2 separate regions of the Homo sapiens genome follow, and region 1 is linked to region 2. Evidence: read pairs that join two places in POLR2A ChIA-PET (ENCODE). Cell type or tissue: GM12878. All regions are shown on one strand. Each heading gives the region's core, and the rest is flanking DNA. Links, peaks and the distances in the headings are about the cores only. Region 1 overlaps NCOA6 (nuclear receptor coactivator 6). Region 2 overlaps PIGU (phosphatidylinositol glycan anchor biosynthesis class U).

Region 1 (5,377 bases), core at 97-5,096, 91 kb after region 2:
ATTTAAACTCGGACTTTTGTTTAAGACACTGCATAGCAACTCAAAACCATTATAGGCCAAATTCAGCCTGCAGGCCCCCAGTTTGCAGAAAGAAGGCAATAAATGTATACAAAGACCCCTGGGATTCTTATAAGAAGAGTTCAGATGTGTCTGAGGCAAGCAGGCATGTTCCTGCTCTCAATGCCTTCTGGACATACTCCCCAAAGACTGATGACCTCCCAGTCTCAGCTATGCTGCTGCATCTCACTGACGGGAAGTGTGATATGCCCAAATAATTTGTAATAAATAACACAAAGTATTGATATCATGATGGATTTAGCTTTTTGTTTGGATTCAATTTTAAAATACATAAATTAGGGGTAGATTAAAGGTTACTCCTAAAATAATGTCGCTCTCATTTTCATGCCAAAAAGAAGTTGAAATAACTAGTGAGGAAGAAACAAAACATACCCTCTGTACACACAGGGGAGAGTGGCCTAAGTGTGAAGGGTTGTGTATCTTCAACCGTGTCATAGGGGAATAAAGTTACAAGTCATTGCTCAGGCCAAGATAACCAGGTATAGAGATATTGTGGCAGCTGGCCTTGGTTCTATAATATCTAGGTTTGAATGAATTAATTTTAGGAGCTTTTCCATCTTTGACATAATTTTTCAACATTTAAAGGATAGTATTATTTTATAATCAGAGAGGATACAACAAAGGGGGCTTCCAATATTGGTCCTATTTATTATAAATTATTAACCTATGTGGTAGATACATGGGTGTCTCTTTTATTCTTTATATCTTCTTTATATTTTAAAGACTCATTAATGAAACTTCTATAAAAAAGATCATCTTGTTTTAAACCCTGGTAGTTCCCTGCTTTGAGAAGCCCCAGGAAGAAACGCTGCAGGAAAGGCAGGCAAGCAGGATTAGAGTGAAATCATCTCTCCATTTAATCTTATCCTGTTCTGATGCCAACTAGAATCTTGACATTGACAAGAATAAAGAGGCACTTCACATTTCATGGTTTTTTTTTTTTTTTTTGAGACAGGGTCCCAGGCTGGAGTGCAGTGGCATGATCATGGCTCACTGCAACTTCGACTTCCTGGGCTCAGGTGATGCTCCCACCTCAGCCTCCTGAGTAGCTGGGACTATAGGTGCGTGTCACCACACCTGGCTAATTTTTAAAAAATTTTTAGTAGAGACAAGGTTTCACCATGTTGCCCAGGCTGGTCTTGAACACTTGCGCTCAAGCGATCTGCTCATCTTGGCCTCCCAAAGTGCTGTGATTACAGGTGGATGAGCCATCATGCCCAACCACATTTCAGTCCGATTTTATGAGGACTTAAAATAACAAAGACAAATTTGAATAGAATGTGTGTGTGTATGTGCCTTCAAAAGTTATATTTGAAATTTTTACTTAATATCAAGGCAAAGCTTCCAAATACCAGACACATTAAATCACTGAAGTAGACTAGTTAGCAGATAAAATAAAATACTATTGTTTCCTTGAAGACATGGAAGCCTTGTAATGCCACATGCACATGTAATAAGTATATAATCTAGCTAACATTTTATCACCTGGTGGCCGGTTTGAAAATTCTGGCAGTTTAGGGCCTGAGTTATCCAAGTTAATTCCTTGTTCTCCAGGCAACGGTGGCTGATCAGCCTCTTCCAGACCAGCTGGGCGAGTATCTGGGGTGCTAAAAAAAAAAAAAAAAAAAAAAGTGACATATTTTAGAATAAGTTGTATAGAAAATACACAAAACTAGCTTAACCCTTCCCCTATTTCTGAAGAACTAAAATGTTTGCATTACCATTATTCATCTCTCTCTAGTCTAGATAAAATATTAAATATTGGCATAAAAATAATCTGGCAATTTCATTAAATGTTAAAATCCATTTAATCTAACAGCACTGTATTTACTCAGAATGCTTTCCACAAATTCCTGGTGCAATAATTTTCATGTAATCACCCATTCCTTAGCTGTTTTAAGACCTGATCATAGGACTATCAATGTTACAAGGTACTGTTCCTGTGAAACCACACTATCTTCAATGTAGCGATCAAATTCAACTAGGGGGTCTGATTGTTTCTTTTTTGTGGATATAACAGTGGGGGCTCAATTCATAACACCTTGCAAAAGGTTGTATAGGTTGGCTGATGGTATTCAGAGAACAAAGAAAGATTGAGACCACCACCACAAAGATTTTGCTGCAGAATGAGAATTTGCAGACATCTCTATTTGCTTTGAGATGCCTTTGCTTTTACCTGGGTGTAGCTTAAAATTTTTAGTAAGGAAGAAAAAAATGAAGAAATTGTAGCTACTAACACCCACATTCTCAAAGAACAAGACTGGTCACGGGCCTCATTTTGTTTGTAATCTCAGTACTAATTGTACTTTTCTTTTCTATCTTTAGTTTCCCTTTGCCCTGATTTTGTTCACCCACTTTTAGGTAGTGTTTTGTCTCATTATACTCTGTACAGTTTCATAAGCCACAAAAATCCACTTTAAAAGCCTCCCAGCAAATGGAAATTTAGAACCTGAAGCAGATCGTCAGCACATCCAGACCTATAACAATTTGCTCCTTGTAAGACTTCTCTCTCACTTTAAATTACAGGCAAGAATTCAGTGGTAACCTTTACTTTCAGAAAATTGTAGAGATAAGAAATCTCAGATATCTGGTCCAGCCCCATCATGTTATGAATGAGAAAACTAAGGCCCAAAAAGGTGTATGAAACAGGCCCAAGATTCCACAGTGAAGTAGTGGTAGAGCTGGAAGCAGGTACTTTTCCTGTAAATCCACTGTCTCCCTTTCCTGGGAGTCCTGATGCTGTGTAAGGTCCCTTTCACAATTTGTAGACCTAAGTAACCAATTTCCCTAAGGGCTGGTGAAGATGGCAAAAAATACACACTAGAGGCAACTGAATAACCTTGCAATTTTACTCCCAGACTACCGAGAGAATAAAATATTTATTAAATAATTATTCCCATAGGTTGATGCTAGTAAAGAATTTAACTGAGAAAGAGCTATCAGAAAAATTAGATAATTAACTTTGAATTCAGGAAAATATAGGTTATCATTAATAATACACCATGATTAGCTTTTAAAGCATAAGATTCAAGAAGAGGCAAGTGAGCATGATATAATACAGTACAAAGAATGTTGTGGGAAGGCTGGGATAAAGGTAGTTGGTTTAATTTTGAATATTTAAGCTGGTTGAAATAAAGTTTCTTGATTCTTTTTCTATAATTCTAACAATTTATTTCAATTAACCTGTTTTACATTCATTAGCCATTATTTCCTCATTTATTATTTTTTTATGATTAAAGGCACAAAATATAGCTCAGTGAATATTCCTTCTGGAAACATTTTATCAAACCCAGAAACACAAATTAATACTTAGCTTCAGGAAATGAAATATAAATTGTTAATTGCCTTTCCTGCTATGATCTTGCAAAATAACTCACCTGGAGAACGTTTACTGAAAGGGTAACTGATTTAAAAGGTCCAATCATCTTAGCGTGGGGTTTTAAGCTTCTAGGGATGATAAAGAGCCTTTAAAGGAAAGGCACCTGTGCAAAAAAACCATTTCTATTTGAGAGACAGCAGTAGTTTTAATTTCCAAAACACATTTGGCCTCTCTGGTTCCCCAATAGCCATCATAAGCCTAAAGTCAGTGCTTTGTGGAGTTGCCATATGGTAGCACTGGTTACTTTTCAGGCTCTGATTGCCAAAACCCCCCGACACTGTAAAATTAAGAGATATACCAGCCAATTGCAACATATGAATCTTGTTTGGATCCTTATTTGAACAAATTGTAAGAAAAAAATTTGAGATAATCAGGGAAGTTTGAACACTGGATATGAGAGTACTAAGGAAGTATTAGTTTTCTAGGTGTGCTAACAATATTGTGCGGGCATATTAAAAAGTGTCCTTATCTTTTAGAGACACACACTGAAATATTTACCCAGCGAATTTGCTTTGAAATACTCAAAAGGGTAATGGAAGAGAGTACAGATGAAGGCAAGACAGACTATGAGTTGATAATTATTGAAGCAGGGGGATTTCATTATACTATTCTAGTTTTATATTCTGTAAAATTTTCCATCAAAAAAGTTATCCACACAGAAAACAAATGAATAAAATTTGAGGCAAAACCATCACAACCTACTTTAGATCTTGCTGACTATTTTTCTTCTTCCGAGGGGGTTTCTTCTTCTTCGGTTTATTTGCGTTGGTATTATTTTGCTTATTGTTTACCCCAAAATGGCCTGCAGATATGTCACTCTGCAATAAGTTGACCAACAATGGGCTCGTTAGCGTGACATCCTTATTGACTGGGAAGCCTGGATTTTGACCACAGGACATCTGATTTCCATTGGGAGCTCCACTGAAAGGTGCATTGAAAGACATCCCATGGCCTGAGAAGTGGTTTCCCGAGGCACTGTTTCCCTGCATGGCCTGCACATGAGGGGGGACCATGTTGGTTTGTTGAATGCTAACATCAGGCATCATCTGAGATAAACTGACATCGTTATTTGCTGTAGTAGCAGGATCACCATGCTGCTGGGCCATGTGTGGGCTGGGCCCTGGTGGCCGCAGGACCTGTCCCTGAATGCCCATAACCTGAGATGGACTGTTGTTCACAGGCCCTTGCTGGGGCAGCATCTGTCCTGACATCTGTCCCGTAAACTGCACCATATTTCCTTGCATGTTTGGAGTTGGTCCCCTCATTATCTGGGCTGGTCCCGGCATGACATTGGACTGGTTCTGAGTGTTAAACTGCTGCTTATTCCCCTGCATTTGATTGGTCATAATCTGCTCTATCATTGGGTTCTGTTGGAGCAAAACCTGCCCCTGAGGCCCCATCATCTGGTTATGTGGCGCCATCATTTGTGGGCCCTGCTGGGAAAGCATCTGCTTGGGTGGGGTCATCCTTTGGGGCGAGGGCCCAAGATTTTGGCTCGGGGGGTTCACCATCATCTGGCCCTGTGGCATAAGCTGGGCCCTTGAAAGGATCATAGGGTTCTGAGGGTTCAAGGTTCCTTGTTGCTGGACCATCTGGCCCTGGGAGGGCACGATTTGCTGGTGCATGCCCATCAGCTGAGATGGTGGGCCCTGCTGGGGCTGGCCTTGCATGTTGCTGAGGTTCACTTGAGGAACCCCAGAAGTACCAGCCTGCTGATTGTTCATGTTGCCATGAATTCCCATGAGGCTGGGCTGCATCATATTTGGCGGCCCGTGGGACACCTGCATCTGGTTTTGAGGAGGACCAGCTCCTTGACCACCTTAAAAAAAAAAAAAGTCACAGTTTCAGAAATAAATATTTTTATCTTATTGGTATTAAGATACTCAAGTTACATTACTCAGAAAGACATCCATCACCCTT
Region 2 (5,377 bases), core at 296-5,295:
GTGTGACATGAGCCAGGAAAAGGATAAGCATAAGATTCTTTGGAAGACTAAGGTGATGAGAGACACCTTTCTTTTTTTTTTTTGAGACGGAGTCTCGCTCTGTCACCCAGGCTGGAGTGCAGTGGCACCATCTCGGCTCACTGCAAGCTCCGCCTCCCGTGTTCACGCCATTCTCCTGCCTCAGCCTCCTGAGTAGCTGGGACTACAGCCACCTGCCACCATGCCTTGCTAATTTTTTGTATTTTTAGTAGAGACGGGGTTTCGCCATATTGGCCAGGCTGGTCTCGAACTCCCGACCTTGTGATCCGCCCGCCTAGGCTTCCCAAAGTGCTGGGATTACAGGCGTGAGCCACCGTGCCCGGCCCTGTGTGCTTATTAAGAGTCTCTTGGCCGGGCACGGTGGCTCACGCCTGTAATCCTAGCACTTTGGGAGGCCGAGGCAGGTGGATCACCTGAGGTCAGGAGTTCGAGAGCAGCCTGGCCAAGGTGGCAAAACCCTGTCTCTACTAAAAATTCAAAAATTAGCCAGGCGTGGTGGCACACGCCTATAACTCCAGCTACTTGGGATGCTGAGGCAGGACAATCACTTGAATCCAGGGTGGGGGAAGGGGGAGGGGGTTGCAGAGGTTGCAATGAGCCGAGTTGGCGCCACTTCACTCCACCTGGGCAAAAGAGCAAAACTCTGTCTCAAAAAAAAAAAAAAAAAAGTCTCTGAAGTTGTTCCTAACCTGTTTCTGCCAGTAGTTCTTGTTATTGCAGTTTGATTAGATATTAACCCAGAGATAATAAAATTGAAATGCAAAAGACAGCTGTTATTTCTATGAGGACCAAGTTGAATGCTTTTGAAAGATTAGACAGAAGAGCCAAAAAACAAACAAAAAAAAACTGTTCTCAAAGTACATATGAGAGAGATAACTATAAAAATTAAGGCCAGCCAGGAACGGTGACTCACAGCTGTAATCCCAGCACTTTGGGAGGCCGAGGCAGGCGGATCACAAGGTCAGGAGTTCGAGACCAGCCTGGCCAATATGGTGAAACCCCGTCTCCACTAAAAATACAAAAATTAGCCAGGCATGGTGGCGCGTGCCTGTGGTCCCAGCTTCTCGGGAGGCTGAGGCAGAGGAGTCGCTTGAACCCGGGAGGCAGAGGTTGCAGTGAGCTGAGATTGCACCATTGCACTCCATCCTGGGCGACAGAGCGAGACTCTGTCTCAAAAAAAAAAAAAAAATTAAGGCCAAGCACAGTGGCTCATGCCTGTAATCCCAACACTTTCGGAGGCCAAGGCAGGAGGATTACTTGAGTGCAGGAGTTCAAGACCAGCCTGGGCAACATAGCAAGACCCCATCTCTACAAAGAAATTTTTAAAAATTAGCCAGCTGTGGTGGTACATGTCTGTAGTCCTAGCTACTCAGGAGGCTGAGGTGGGAGGACTGCTTGAGCCCAGGAGGTTGAGGCTATAGTAAGCCATGATCATTCCACCACATTCCAGCCTCGGTGACAGAGCAAGACCCTGTCTTTAAAAAAAAAAAATTAGAAGGTACATTGTCAAATTAGAAAACTTCTTTAAAATGATATGGCCAATAAGAACGGAAAGGGCAGTGGGACGCGGTGGCTCACGCCTGTAATCCCAGCACTTTGGGAGGCCAAGGCAGGCGGATCACGAAGTCAGGAGTTTGAGAGCATCCTGGCTAATATGATGAAACCCCGTCTCTACTAAAAACACAAAAAAAAATTAGCCAGGCATAGTCACGGGCACCTGTGGTCCCAGCTACTCCGGAGGCTGAGGCAGGAGAATGGCGTGAACCCAGGAGGCAGAGCTTGCAGTGAGCCAAGATCGTGCCACTGCATTCCAGCCTGGGTGACAGAGCAAGACTCTGTCTCAAAAAAATAAAAAAGAATGGAAAGGGCAGTGGAAAGAAATGTGATGGATGTGGTGAGGAGGGTCTTCAGGGCTTTGTATGCCCCTCTAAGGTATCTGGATTTTATCCTGAGGTGAATGGTGAACATTCAAAGGTGCCGAGCAAGACGGTGACAGAAACAGATTCACATTTTAGAAAGATGGCTCTGACTACAGAATACAGTGAATGAGCAAGACTGAATGCAAAAAGACCTGTCAGGAAGCTGTTGCTGTAAACAAGAGATAATCTGGACCTAATTAAGAGTGTTTTCACTATTCTTTTTTTTTTTTTTTTTTTTTTTGAGATGGAGTCTCGCCCTGTGGCCCAGGCTGGAGTGCAATGGTGCAGTCTCGGCTCACTGCAAACTCTGCCTCCCGGGTTCAAACAATTGTCCTGCCTCAGCCTCCCAAGTAGCTGGGATTACAGGCACCTGCCACCATGCCCAGCTATTTTTTGTATGTTTAGTAGAGCTGGGGGTTTACCACGTTGGCCAGGCTGGTCTTGAACTCCTGACCTCGTGATCCACTTGCGTTGGCCTCCCAAAGTGCTGGGATTACAGGTGTAAGCCACCGCGCCTGGCCTGTTTATAATTTTTTTTTTTTTTTTTTTTGAGACGGAGTCTCGCTCTGTCACCCAGGCTGGAGTGCAGTGGTGCGATCTCGGCTCACTGCAAGCTCCACCTCCCGGGTTCGCGCCATTCTCCTGCCTCAGCCTCCCGAGTAGCTGGGACTACAGGCGCCCACTACCGCGCCCAGCTAATCTTTTGTATTTTCAGTAGAGACGGGGTTTCACCGTGTTAGCCAGGATGGTTTCGATTTCCTGACCTCGTGATCCGCCCACTTCGGCCTCCCAAAGTGCTGGGATTACAGGTATGAGCCACTGCACCCGGCCTGTTTTTACTATTCTTAAGAGCTAATTTTAAATAAAAATTAGCTGGGCATGGTGGTGCACACTTGTGGTCCCTACTAAGGAGGCTCAAGTAGGAGGATCGCTTGAGCCCAGGAGGTCAAGGCTGCAGTGAACCGTGATTGTGTCACTGCACTCTAGCCTGGGTGACAGAATAAGACCCTGCCAAAAAAAAAAAAAAAAGCTAATTTTATGGGTTAAGTAAGTTTTTCTGGGCTTTCTAAGGAAACAACATTACTGCCGTAGTTTTCATGGGAAATCATATTCCAAACAACAAATTACATGCTAATTAGCATACAACCTATTTGCGGACTAAGGACTGTTTGCAACTTATTTGCCTTTACAAATGGTAACTTCTACAGAAGCCTCATCTGCTTCCCCAGTTACAATCTTAATCTGGATCATTTCCATTGCAATTGCAAAACCTCTTTCTTATGCAGAGGACATCTAAAAACGGGCTGTTTCTAAATATGATCGTCAAGAATACATCTTTTTAAATGTTTGTACAAAACAGAGGTTAGGCTTTGGTATCTGTGACTGTAAACTACTCTTGGTACCCAGAAAAGAAAATAAGAACACTTACTTCATGAAATACTGCTCCAGAATACGGAGATACTCCCAAGTCCAACAGTGAAAGGCCTTCAACCACTGAAAAATTAGATATACAAGTTCACTCAGACTAAGCAGGCAGCTACAGACCAAATTGTTAGATACCCCCACAACCAAAAAGGGCCTTAGCGTTTATCTAACCCCCTTTACCTCATCCCCAGCAAGTGGCTTTAAGTCTTGAACATTTCTGATGACGGGAAACTCTCTTTCATGGACAGCATCCTTTTTCATTGTGGGCAGCACTCATTATAAGACAGTTTTATGTTAAACTATCTGCTTCCTTTTAGTTCCTTGTAACTCTTACCAACTCTCAAAAATGTCTCATTTATGCCTAATCTTCCCCATTCCAAAGCACAATAAGATAACAAATTAGAAGCTGGTGAGAAATGTTGCCATAGTGTGAGGAAATGGGCAGTCACTCTCATATGCTGCTCATTTGAGTGACATTTGTATTAACTTTTCGACAGGGCAATATGTGCTTTCTAAGTGTGTGCCTTCTGACCCAGATATGATACTTCTTAGGGCAGTTTATCCTATGGAAATAACCTGACAAGTACCCAAAGAGGTATGTTCCTTACACTGTTCAGAGTACTGAACAATTAGAAATAATCTGAATGTCCATTAATGAAAATTTATTTCAATGAATTATGACATAATATATATCTCTATATAATGGAATGCTTTATACTTAAAATTATACTGTGTTATAAATAATAAATAACCTCTCCCTCTCCCTCTCCCTCACCCTCTCCCTCTCTCTCTCTCCACGGTCTCCCTCTCCCTCTCTTTCCACGGTCTCCCTCTCCCTCTCTTTCCACGGTCTCCCTCTGATGCCGAGCCGAAGCTGGACTGTACTGCTGCCATCTCGGCTCACTGCAACCTCCCTGCCTGATTCTCCTGCCTCAGCCTGCCCAGTGCCTGCGATTGCAGGCGCGCGCCGCCACGCCTGACTGGTTTTCGTATTTTTTTGGTGGAGACGGGGTTTCGCTGTGTTGGCCGGGCCGGTCTCCAGCTCCTAACCGCGAGTGATCCGCCAACCTCGGCCTCCCGAGGTGCCGGGATTGCAGACGGAGTCTCGTTCACTCAGTGCTCAGTGGTGCCCAGGCTGGAGTGCAGTGGCGTGATCTCGGCTCGCTACAACCTCCACCTCCCAGCCACCTGCCTTGGCCTCCCAAAGTGCCGAGATTGCAGCCTCTGCCCGGCCGCCACCCCGTCTGGGAAGTGAGGAGCATCTCTGCCTGGCCGCCCATCATCTGGGATGTGAGGAGCCCCTCTGCCTGGCTGCCCAGTCTGGAAAGTGAGGAGCCTCTCTGCCCAGCCGCCATCCCATCTAGGAAGTGAGGAGCGTCTCTGCCCGGCCGCCCATCGTCTGAGATGTGGGCAGTGCCTCTGCCCCACCGCCCCGTCTGGGATGTGAGGAGCGCCTCTGCCCAGCCGCGACCCCATCTGGGAGGTGAGGAGCGTCTCTGCCCAGCCGCCCCGTCTGAGAAGTGAGGAGACCCTCTGCCTGACAACCGCCCCGTCTGAGAAGTGAGGAGCCCCTCCGCCCGGCAGCCGCCCCGTCTGAGAAGTGAGGAGCCCCTCCGCCTGGCAGCCGCCCCGTCTGAGAAGCGAGGAGCCCCTCCGCCCGGCAGCCACCCCGTCTGGGAAGTGAGGAGCATCTCCGCCCGGCAGCCACCCCGTCCAGGAGGGAGGTGGGGGTCAACCCCCGCCAGGCCAGCCGCCCCGTCCGGGAGGGAGGCGGAGGGGTCAGCCCCCCGCCCAGCCAGCCGCCCCGTCCGGGAGGTGAGGGGCGCCTCTGCCCGGCCACCCCCTACTGGGAAGTGAGGAGCCCCTCTGCCCGGCCAGCTGCCCCGTCCGGGAGGGAGGTGGGGGGGTCAGCCCCCCACCCGGCCAGCCGCCCCGTCCGGGAGGTGAGGGGCGCCTCTGCCCGGCTGCCCCTACTGGGAAGTGAGGAGCCCCTC

The links. ChIA-PET counts read pairs that join two places held together with the same protein. Peaks named below come from ENCODE experiments on the same cell type or tissue, not always from the same donor. Only the 100,000 strongest peaks of a DNase experiment are listed, where the experiment ranks them.
Region 1: POLR2A ChIA-PET joins it to region 2 with 5 read pairs; 2 of 35 experiments call an interaction of 5 or more read pairs at or near these places.

What each region holds. Positions count from the first base shown.
Region 1 is chr20:34,745,244-34,750,620 of GRCh38, forward strand. It overlaps NCOA6 (nuclear receptor coactivator 6), which reads right to left. Exons shown (of 15, transcript NM_014071.5): 9 at 4,160-5,276; 10 at 1,564-1,685. Among named protein-coding and RNA genes, the nearest start is that of TP53INP2, 44 kb to the left of the region's middle. In GM12878, for the core only: no CTCF peak of the experiment used is centred there; a DNase peak (open chromatin) is centred at 2,388; H3K4me3 peaks cover 615 bases; H3K27ac peaks cover 1,209 bases.
Region 2 is chr20:34,653,793-34,659,169 of GRCh38, forward strand. It overlaps PIGU (phosphatidylinositol glycan anchor biosynthesis class U), which reads right to left. Exons shown (of 12, transcript NM_080476.5): 2 at 3,388-3,452. Among named protein-coding and RNA genes, the nearest start is that of PIGU, 21 kb to the right of the region's middle. In GM12878, for the core only: no CTCF peak of the experiment used is centred there; no DNase peak of the experiment used is centred there.